Regions from separate parts of the Homo sapiens genome. Here region 1 is linked to region 2. A link is a contact called in ENCODE Hi-C or POLR2A ChIA-PET data. All regions are on one chromosome and are shown on one strand. Each heading gives the region's core, a stretch centred on a gene start or an enhancer-like site at or near the end of the contact. The rest is flanking DNA. Distances are from core to core; before and after follow the strand shown. Region 1 has its middle 54 kb from the start of IFNG-AS1. Region 2 overlaps LINC01479 (long intergenic non-protein coding RNA 1479).

Evidence for each region. A loop is a pair of places that touch in the nucleus more often than their neighbours do. ChIA-PET counts read pairs that join two places held with the same protein, here RNA polymerase II (POLR2A). Pooled maps may share reads with other maps.
Region 1: a loop to region 2 is called in a map of B cell, with 11 times the contacts of the local background. The contact joins two enhancer-like sites. A Hi-C loop is called at or near these places in 1 of 168 maps with a recorded cell type or tissue (B cell), 1 of 37 single-sample maps with no recorded cell type and 5 of 50 pooled maps. POLR2A ChIA-PET finds 5 or more read pairs at or near these places in 1 of 52 experiments (activated B cell).

The regions. Positions count from the first base shown.
Region 1 is chr12:68,041,141-68,046,381 of GRCh38, forward strand. No RefSeq gene overlaps it. Among named protein-coding and RNA genes, the nearest start is that of IFNG-AS1, 54 kb to the left of the region's middle. RefSeq lists an enhancer at 1,067-1,316. Within about 2 kb of position 1,336, at least 4 of the 41 ENCODE cell types and tissues checked have a DNase peak (open chromatin) inside an H3K27ac peak, as active enhancers do.
Region 2 is chr12:67,941,979-67,947,613 of GRCh38, forward strand. All of the region lies in intron 2 of LINC01479 (long intergenic non-protein coding RNA 1479), which reads left to right. Among named protein-coding and RNA genes, the nearest start is that of LINC01479, 16 kb to the left of the region's middle. Within about 2 kb of position 1,498, at least 2 of the 41 ENCODE cell types and tissues checked have a DNase peak (open chromatin) inside an H3K27ac peak, as active enhancers do.

The sequences.
Region 1 (5,241 bases), core at 86-2,585, 99 kb after region 2:
TAGTTCCAAGGGGATAGGACACAGACTCCAACTCTTGATGAGGGAGTAGCAAGTTTCTGGAAAACTATATTAACAGGAAATACTGTAGTCATTTCCATAAAATACAATCGGTCACAAAGTGCTTTCCTAGAAGTTCATACTGGATTCTTTCTGCCTCATTTTCACATACAAAGCATCAGCAAATCCTGACAGACTGGGCTGCAAAATACATCCCAAACCTGATCTGATCTCACCATCTCCACTGCTCCCACCCTCGTCCAACCCAACATGTTTCTCTACCTGGATCACAGCAAAGTCTACTGAGAGGTTCCTCATCTCCAATTTAAAACCCCATAATCTACTATTTATAGGGCAGCCAGTGAGAACTTTGAAAAAATGTAAGTCTAAGCCTATCATCACTGCTCATCTTAGAACTATCCAATGGCTTTCAATTATGCTTAGAATAAAAGCTAAACTCCTAATGGTGGCCCACAAGAACCTCCATATTTTGGCCCTATTTATCTGTCTCATTTCATCTTCAGGCTTCTTTCCACCACACTCTGACCTTCTTCCTCTCACTTTAGCTCCTGGGTATGTTTTCAACTCAGGCACCTCTGATCCCAAATCTCTTCATATTACACTGTTCCATGATTCAAATCTGCTTGAACCTTCCCAGACCACTCAATATAAATGAGCATCAGTCCCATCACCGTCTATTCCTTAACCCTCCTTTATTTTCCTTAATGTACTTATCACTGTCTGAACTTACACTGTGTATGCATTTGAGTCCTTGTTCATAGTCTGCGTCTCCCTCTAGAATATTAACACTTTATGGGCAGGGCTTTGTTTACTGCTTTATTAACAGTGCTTAGGTCCACTCAATAGTTAAGTTGAATATTGAATAAAGAATAAAAGAAGAAACAAAACAAACAGTATAGCCTTTCAAATCAGTGGTGGTGTAAACGAAGATCTATTATCACTGTCATGAAAACATGTTTGTGTTCTTTACTAGATCTGGGCTATCCTTTCTTAGTGTCCTGTGGTTTCATGGACTAGTTTAGGAATGGTTGGTTGTTTCTAATGTGTAGCACTTAAGAAACTTTCAGCTTGAGCCTAAGTGTTTCCAGTGCTGAGGTTCAGTCATGTCTGGGCATGTTTGGTGAGGTGGTGGTGACAGGCCTCAAATAATTCAATTCTAATGAAATATTTGGCTTTAAGTGGATGAGGAGGAAAGGTACTGTGGCTTTGGCGTGGGTGTAGTTGGGGGTAGGTATAGAGGAGAGGAAGAGAACCCGAGGACAGCGATGTTCAAGTGAACATGTTATCACTCGTCTGGGCTTCTCAACACAATTGAACACACTTCCTATATTTGGAGAATTCCCCACCTCCTCTGCAGCCAGTACACTGGTCTGTGACACAGACCCAGACAATCACGTGCACCTCAGCAAGTTTTCTAATCACAAGCATGTATTGCAAAGAAACAAGTGCCACCTAGAGCCCACTCTGGTGAGAATGGCAGCTGGTGAATTCAGTTACTAGAGGGAGGGATGGCTAAGGTCACACCACGAGCTAGTACCAGCAGGAGTCTGTGCCTGGTGGAGTCAGCAGTTATTCCCACCTGGTCTGTTCTTTACTGTGACTCTGAGAATTGGTGCTGGCTGGGAAGCCTCCCAGCCTGCTTTCCGGCCTCCTGGGAAATCTTATATTCTTTAATAAATTCCTTTTCTGCTACTACTAGATTTTAATTGGTGACAACTGAGAACTCTGACAGAAAAAGATGGGGTGTTTAATTCCAGTCTACTTCACTGATTAGGCCTGACACCTAGGGAGAAAAGATGTAGAAGCCAAAATGTCAGGAATTATTTTAATAAGCAATTTTGTAAGACTTGGAGTTTGAACAGCGGTACTTTGCTCCCCAGGCAACAAAGTTCTGCATCAAGCTGGAAAATGAACACTTGCCCACTTTTCCCTGAAATACAGCAGGGTCCTGGCTCCATGGAAGCTCTGGTGAAATCGTCTTCAAACATCTTTTAGAAGGCTGAATACTTTTCCATTGAGATACACAGGACCCTTTATAAAACAGATGAAAATGGACTGCTTTGGTCAACGTGACACTTGGAGCCCCTAAAGCCAGGATGGCCTCATAAACCCCTCAGTGGTGAGGCTCAGTGGCAGTGCCTGGCTGCAGGCTCCCCAAGTCTGTGACACCCAGCAGGAGAGGGACAATCTCCTGAGACGACACCTGAGAGATGCATGCCAGGAAGGTAGCAGGTGCCATATGAGCAGATTTATCTCTGAGCATATGCCCTGATGGCTCCAAAAAGGCTGGTGGGGAGGCAACTTTGCAAGGACTTTGGGCTTTGTTTCAGGAATGAAGACAATTAACCACAGGATTTGAATATTCTGTAATTAATGTATTTTCTAACATAATCTAGTGAAGCCTGGGGAATTTTTAGTTGCATACCTCTTTACTCAACTATGTCTTAGCAGTGGTACATTATGCATATTCAAGTCATTGAAGTTGCCTAAACTTTAGTAAACTTGCTTATTCATTCTGTTGCTCATTAATTTCTCCCAGCCTTGTGGGAGAGCAACTAAAGTTAATCATCACTACCTCTCCACCTGGCTCTCCAAGGGTTGTCAGTGCCTATCCCCCACCCTTCATTCATCTCTCAACACCTCCCAGAGAGCTCCGGACATCTCTGGCATAATGTTCTGATCCAATATTTGCCTATTGGACTTCATGTCCTCACATCATTTTAGCTGCCTTTGTTAACCAAATTCCCGTAGGTATTTTATATATAAAAGGCATGAGCTTCAGGAGATGAGTGAGAATCTAATGCTTGATGATCTGTCATTGTCTCCCATCACCCCCAGATGGGACCATCTAGTTGCAGGAAAACAAGCTCAGGAGGCTGGGCGAAGTGGCTCACGCCTGTAATCCCAGCACTTTGGGAGGCCGAGGCTGGCGGATCACTTGAGGTCAGGAGCTCGAGACCAGCCTGGCCAACATGGTGAAACCCCGTCTCTACCAAAAATACAAAAATTAGCCAAGTGTGGTGGCAGGCATCTGTAATCCCAGCTACTTGGGAGGCTGAGGCAGGAGAATTGCTTGAATCTGGGAGGCAGGGGTTGCAGTGAGCCGAGATCGTGCCGCTGCACTCTGGCCTGAGTGACGGAGCGAGACTCCATCAAAAACAGAAAACAAACAAAAAAAAAACCAAGCTCAGGGCTGCCACTGATTCTACATTATAAGTTGCATAATTATTTCATTATATATTACAATGTAGTACTAGAATAAAGTACACAATTAATGTAATGCACTTGAATCATCCTAAAACCATCCCTACTGCACAGTCCATGGAAAAATTGTCTTCCAGAAAACCAGTCCCTGGCGCCAAAAAGGTTGGGGACCACTGAGTTAAAGAAGGCTGTAACCTAGACAAAGGCTGGAAATTAGACAAAGATGTGAGATCAGGCCAGGGTATACTATACTCTAAATGCAGACATTAAAAATGAAGCAGTTTGTACCTCGGCCAGGAAGACTTTTATATGATTCCTTCAGTAGTTGAAAGTGGTAAGCTGATGAGCCACATTTCAAAAGCAAATGGTCTGGGAGACACTTAAAGAAGTGAGTGTGAGGACAGCACTAGAACTCTTACGGCTCCCCACTGCCTTATCACCAAGTCCAAACTCTATATCAAGGCATGATCCAGCTCCTGCCTACTGCTTCAACATTCCTTTAAAAATAAAATATCCCAATTATCCTGATTTGATCATTATGCATGATATGAATGTATCAAAATAGCAAATGTACCCTTCCAAATATGTACATCTATTATGTATCAATAATAAAATGTTTCTTACACATAACCAGGCACTAGCCACAAAAAATAATAATAATAATAATAATGCGGTTTCTCGACTGCAGCAGGCTCATTACTCATTCTTGTGTTTCCATAATTTGTATTCTTAATTCGTAAAGACCTTTTCTACTATTTCTTCTCCTGGAGAACTCCTGCTTTTCAAAATTGGGATGCTCAAACATCCCAATGTCTCTCCTCCCTAAGGTCTCCGTCTGACTGGATTAGGTGCTGCTGGTCTGCACCTCTAAGCACCCTTCCTGTGATTTCCCCATCATCATGTTGGTGAGACAGCACGGTAGCTATCAGTAGCTTGATTGTTTCTCCTTTAATTGTAAGATTCTTTTATTATTATTATTATTATTATTATTATACTTTAAGTTCCAGGGTACATGTGCACAAAGTGCAGGTTTGTTACATAGGTATACATGTGCCATGTTGGTTTGCTGCACCCATCAACTCATCATTTATATTAGGTGTTTCTCCTAATGCTATCCCTTCCCCAGCCCCCCACCCACCAATAGGCCTGGTGTGTAATGTTCCCTGCCCTGTGTCCAAGTGATCTCATTGTTCAATTTCCACCTATGAGTGAGAACATGTGGCGTTTGGTTTTCTGTCCTTGTGATAGTTTGCTTAGAATAATGGTTTCCAACTTCATCCATGTCCCTGCAAAGGACACGAACTCATCCTTTTTTATGGTTGCATAGTATTCCGTGGTATATTTGTGCCACATTTTCTTAATCCAGTCTATCATTGATGGACATTTGGGTTGGTTCCAAGTCTTTGCTATTGTGAATAGTGCCACAATAAACACGTGTGCATGTGTCTTTATAGCAGCATGATTTATAATCCTTAGGGTATATACCCAATAATGGGATGGCTGGGTCAAATGGTATTTCTAGTTCTAGATCCCTGAGGAATCACCACACTGTCTTCCACAATGGTTGAGCTAGTTTACAGTCCCACCAAAAGTGTAAAAGTGTTCCTATTTCTCCACATCCTCTCCAGCATCTGTTGTTTCCTGACTTTTTAATGATCGCCATTCTAACTGGTGTGAGATGGCATCTCACTGGGGTTTTGATTTGCATTTCTCTGATGACCAGTGATGATGAGCATTTTTTCATGTGTCTGTTGGCTGCATAAACGTCTTCTTTGAGAAGTGTCTGTTCATATTCTTCGCCCACTTTTTGTTGGGGTTGTTTGTTTTTTTCTTGTAAATTTGTTTAAATTATTTGTAGATTCTGGATATTAGCCCTTTGTCAGATGGGTAGATTGCAAAGATTTTCTCCCATTCTGTTGCCTGTTCACTCTGATGATAGTTTTTTTGTTTGTTTGTTTGTTTTTTCTGTGCAGAAGTTCTTTAGTTTAATTACATCCCATTTGTCTATTTTGGCTTTTG
Region 2 (5,635 bases), core at 248-2,747:
ATGGTAAAATGCTAGTTCAAACGTCATGCCTCTGGGAAAACTCCTTGTAAATCTCATCGTCCTTTGTGGAACTCAAGTCTTCTTTTTGGTTCCTGGCTAGTAGCAAATTGTATTTACATGTTTTATCCGTGGCCACACCAATTGTGAACTTCTTGCGGGACAGACATGTTTCTATCTCCTCCCTCCTTCAACAAAGCATCACGCACACAGTAAACCCGAATAATGTGTGCTGATTTTCACTCTGTTATAGGTTTCCTAAAGTGATTTACCACTTATTTTAGAAAATTATGGACACACACAGAAGATTTAGATGAAATTACTGTAACATTTTAAATATTTGTTTGAATTTGGAAGTACATTAAACTCTTTAAGAAAAGATGTTTCCTAATCTCCAGTTATTTCTCTCAGGAAAGAAAAACACAGTAATTTGCCTAAAAGCTTACCCTTAATTTAGGTGTTGATTTAGCGTCTCCTCTAAATACAATCCCCCTTCTCTGCTGTGTAACTGTTTTTAAAAGGATTGGCAATGGATGAATAAACAACTCCTTTAACAAACATTTGAAGACCCCATCCAAACACATACACACACACAACATAAAATCTCTTTCCACATCAATTTAGTGAGCCCTTAATTTTGCTTTCTAAGCACACAATATTATAAACCACAAAACACACACAACCAGTTTAACTCCTGCTGAAATGACATGAGAAGATTCTACTGAAATGCTTAGGGAAACTGGTAATTGTGTGCTGAATTTACTATAGGCTACACCACTAGAAGAGCTATAAGTAGCAACAGTAGCAAATGTTGAGCAGTCACTTTCCTCAACTTGTCCCTGTCCTTAGGGAGCTCACAGTATGTGGCGAAGACAGATACATGAACCATTAATTACCATGTAAGGCAAAAAAAATGGCACATGGAAGAAGATGCAGCTGTGTTCTGGGAACAAGGCAAAAAGAACTGCCTGCGGTCACGTTTGACAGACTAGAAAACATTTGATCTGCCTTGAAGGATGCATAGGAGTAGGAGTTCACTCAAAGATATTCCACTAAGAATAGGCATTATGTTCATCCAGCTTGCTTTTCAGGTAGTTCAGGTTAAAACAGGCTCTAAAAAAAGTTTAACAAGAAAATATATGAACTGAGGAAGGATTAGATGCAAACAGCCCAGCCAGTACATTTAGACCACATAAAATCCAGTTATGCTCATGAAAATGCAGGCAGCAGGATGTCCAATTTAATAGGAGAGGAAGAAAAGGAAGGGCACATAAAATAGAAAGGATTTATTCATTTTCCCCAATAAAGGCTAAGCACTTTCGTAGGTTCTTTTTAATTCATGAACTTTCCAATTCATATTCCAGGTACTAATCCTGCTGTTCTAAAATAGCTGTTGTGGATAACGGGATTTTATGTAGGCCACATGTCCTTAATTTTTATTTCTGCCTCACTCAGCTCAATGTCTACTCAAATTTGTTGGTCATAAACCAGGTATTTAATTAGATTACTTAGCGACACCTAGTGACCGAGATCGGAACCAAGTGCTATTTTAATACAGTGGAGTGTGTGCCTCTGTTATTGTCATGCTTTAGCCCAAGACAGCCCTCATTATTCCAAGTTCTCTTTTCAACCCATTTCATCCCAATGATACTAAAGCAAACCCATGCCCAGTTTGGCCTGAAAAACAACTAATTAGAGAGAGGAAGTGAGAAAGAGAAGAACAAGGGAGAGAGGGAAGGAGGTGATTGAGGGAATAGGTTGGAATCACAGAAGAGACAAGATCAGCAATGAAGGCTTCTATTTTTATGTATTTATTTGGCTGTGTTCATATCAAGAAATGGAAAGAAAGGTAAGACCACCTTGAAGCAGAGAAGGAATGAGAACCAGGGGCAGTCCAAACAAAGGCTCAATTCATATTTTGTTTCTCTCTTTTCCACTTGTATTTGAAAGGGCAGAATAAACATGTTTTGATGATTTTGAAATCCAAGATAGATCCAAATTTAAATGTTTTTAAACAAAAGATAGTTCTCATTGTCATAAATTATAAAATGCCTTTCTCACTTTGCAATTCCTGTTCTTTCATCCCTGTCTATGCATCTTTTTATATCAATTTGTTTTTCCCACTAAATGGATCTATTCGGATGGAGTCATTACTGAGTTGGCATTGCTCTAAAAATAAGCTGATGATTTGCTATCTGCAGTACGTGCTGTCAAAAAAAAAATCAACCAAAGTAACAAAGCAAAATAAACATAGTAATTAACACGTTAAATTAAAAATCAAAATATAACAAAAATACTAGAAGACAATGTGAGTCACGTGACAATTTTAAATGAGTTGAAGGTGCTGATTCTAGGCAAATTCCAACCAAGGGTTCAGAGGGAATCACAAAAGAAAGTGCTGTTATACATTTTTGAGAAAATACAGAGAACATGAACAATGCTAAAGGACTGAATTCTAAAACAGATTTTTAAGAATGCAGACAAGTGAGCCCTCAACTGTAAACATGACGCTGGCACAGCCAATTAAGCAGCGGTCTTTCCCTGCTGTGGTCCAGCCCCTTTGCCAACAGTGGGGTTCACACCCTACAAGTTGAGACCCTTGCAGGCTCCGGGTCCACTGAAACTAACTGAAACATAAGGAGTGACTTGCTCCTTGGAGTTGGAATCCACAGATGATGTTATACAGACTAGCCCTGATTCTGAGGCCAGAGGTCCCAGTGGGCTCCACTGCTCCAGGGTGCAGACATGGCACTGGACCATCATTCTCCCTATTTTTCTCCCCTACCCAGTTAGCCATTATGTTTTATTGTATTTGTACAGACATTTATATAGATTTCTACCATCCCATTGCATTGTAATAATATATTGTCATGTCTGTTTTTCTTCTGTTAAACTATGACTTTCATGGGTGGAGTCACGCTGTGTAGTCTTTGACTACTAGCCCAGCCTATTTAATTGTTAATTAAATGTTAACTGAGCATCTAGTATGCACTGTGCACTGAAGTGGGCTTTGGGGATACAATGAAGAAGATGTATGTCCTGGCCTCAAACTACTTAAAATCTGGTGGAAAATACAAGGAAGACTTTACTTCATTTTGGTATGTTTTAGTAAGTGCTAAGATGGGGGTAAGCACAGAGTTCTGGGAGCACAGAGTAATGCCACTGGATTTACAGTTTGTGAACGAGTGTGGGAAGGCTTCCTGGAGGAGGAGGGGCTGAGGAAGGAGCATGGGAAGGGCATTCTGGGTAGCACAAAGCCTCAAAGACATAAACTAGCACAACATACGCTCTCACATGAGATCTAGTTGTCTGCCTGTCACTGGTCACTTCCCCTACAAGCCCATTATCCACATTGTCCCCAGAGTGGTCTTATCAACATGCAGATATGCAATATAAAGATCTTTCCATAATCGAGTTTCTTTGATGCCTCCACATTACCTGCAGAAAAAAAAATCTAGCTTTTTTTTTTTTTTTGTGAGACGGAGTCTCGCTCTGTCACTAGGCTGGAGTGCAGTGGCGCGATCTGGGCTTACTGCAACCTCCACCTCCTGGGTTCAAGCAATTCTCCTGCCTCAGCCTCCTGAGTAGCTGGGACTACGGGCATGTGCCATCACACCCAGCTCATTTTTTGTATTTTTAGTAGAGATGGGGTTTCACCATGTTGGCCAGGATGGTCTCAAACTCCAGACCTCGTGATCCACCTGCCTCGGCCTCCCAAAGTGCTGGGATTACAGGCGTGAGCCACCGCGCCCGGCCAAAAATCCAGCTTCTTAACATAACCTGTAAATCCCATCTCACCTCACTGAGCCCAGGTGCCTACTGTGGTGCAGTGCGGTACATTGTGCAAAATATTTTTGGATGAACAAATGAAAGTTGAATAAATGGCTCATGAATTGTAGACAGGATGAAAATAGCAAGAATACAAGAAGATTATTCCATTTCTATAGGCCATAATCCTCCCACATACCATCCTCACAGGGCTTTATCAGGTGGCCAAAAAACATCAGGGTAACAAACGGTCAAAACATTATTAATGATAAAAGCACACTTTAGGCTATTTCTTTCTCTGCAGCTCACTTTAGTCTGGAAATGGCTTTGAGTATCTGAAATGTTATTCGTACTTTATACTTTTGTTTAAGCTTCCATTTCTTCAGTACTTACTGCACACCATAATATCCCAGGCGTTTTTCCTGCATTTATCTTAGTAAAAATCCATAAACTAGAAATGAAGGAGGTGCTATGGAAACCTCATTTTTCCAGAGAAAGAGATGAGCATTTAGAGGTTAAGGGACTGCAGAATGTCACAGTCGATAATTGGTAGAGCAGAAATTTGAATCCAGGACTGTCTAACTGTAGCATCCATGTTCTTAAATATTCAATGTGCCGGATGGATCAGCTTGATCTAAGCCCCACGTGGATCAGGAGAAAGGGGACACTAAGGCTGTATAGTTATGACATGAGGACTTGCCCCCAAAGGAGCAGCAACCAGAATTCTAATCTCCACTGTTGCAAGCTCAGGCTCCATGCAAACCAGCATCAGTATCTATATGCAGGAGAATCCAATCCAGCAGCTGGGATGCAGAATTGGAGGCAATTCAAATATAAGCGGTCTTCAAGGTCATACTATTCCTTGGGTCACGGTTTCAAAGGACATAGCTATGTGAAGTTGTGTCACCACAGTGAACTGGGACGATGAAACCCAAGGTTTGAGACACAGAGGAAGGGGCAAGGAGTAGACAGGGAACCAGCACCACCTTCCCCACACATCATCAAGCCAACTTGGAATTCAAGGAACTGCAATAGACAGTCAGTAGGAGAGTCCAGTTCACATAGACACCAAGTACACAGGGGCTGGTAGAAAGCTGATTTAGTGGGTACCTTGGTGCCGTCATTTGAATTTATCCCCCAAAATTCATATGGTAAAACTTAATCATCAATGTGCTTATATGAAAAGGTCGGGGGGTGGATTAGTCATGAAAATAGAGCCCTCATGAATGGGATTGAGGGCTTTATTAAGAAAGATTTGAGGGAGCTATCTCTTCTGTTTTGCCTTCCACTTTCCAACACGTAAAGACTCACTGTTCAAGGTGCCATCTTAGAAGCAGAGACTAGGCCTTCAACAGACAACAAGCTTGCCAGTGCCTCTATTTTAGACTGTCCAGCCTCCAGAACTGTGAGAAATAAATGCCTACTATTTATAAATTATCCAATTTCTGGTATTCTCTTACAGTGGCACAAGAAGACTAAGACATGAGGTGAGCCAAAGTGGTTCCAAGACACCAAAATACCAAAAGCTTATGGCAGCAAAACTAATACTAACTTCCACCTGTTGAAGTGTGGCATCTACTGGTTTCCCTATCCTACTAACGTAGTCCAGAAGGATGGGATAGGGCTGAGTCAGGTTAAAGTGAAGGATTCAGCCTCTATGGCTGAGAAGGGCTAAGAAAGGCAGAGAATGACAGTGAACATTCTTGGTGTTTAGCCAGGATCTCCCCCCAAAAAAACCCATGAAACATGACGGTGAGGTTTCAGGTGGGTGTGGGAGATATTTTGGGGAGAAGAGAACTATTCTATGGTGTCCTTAAATAATATCTGTGTAAAAGGTCCTTATTTTTGGAAGACCCTCTGTTACTTGTAT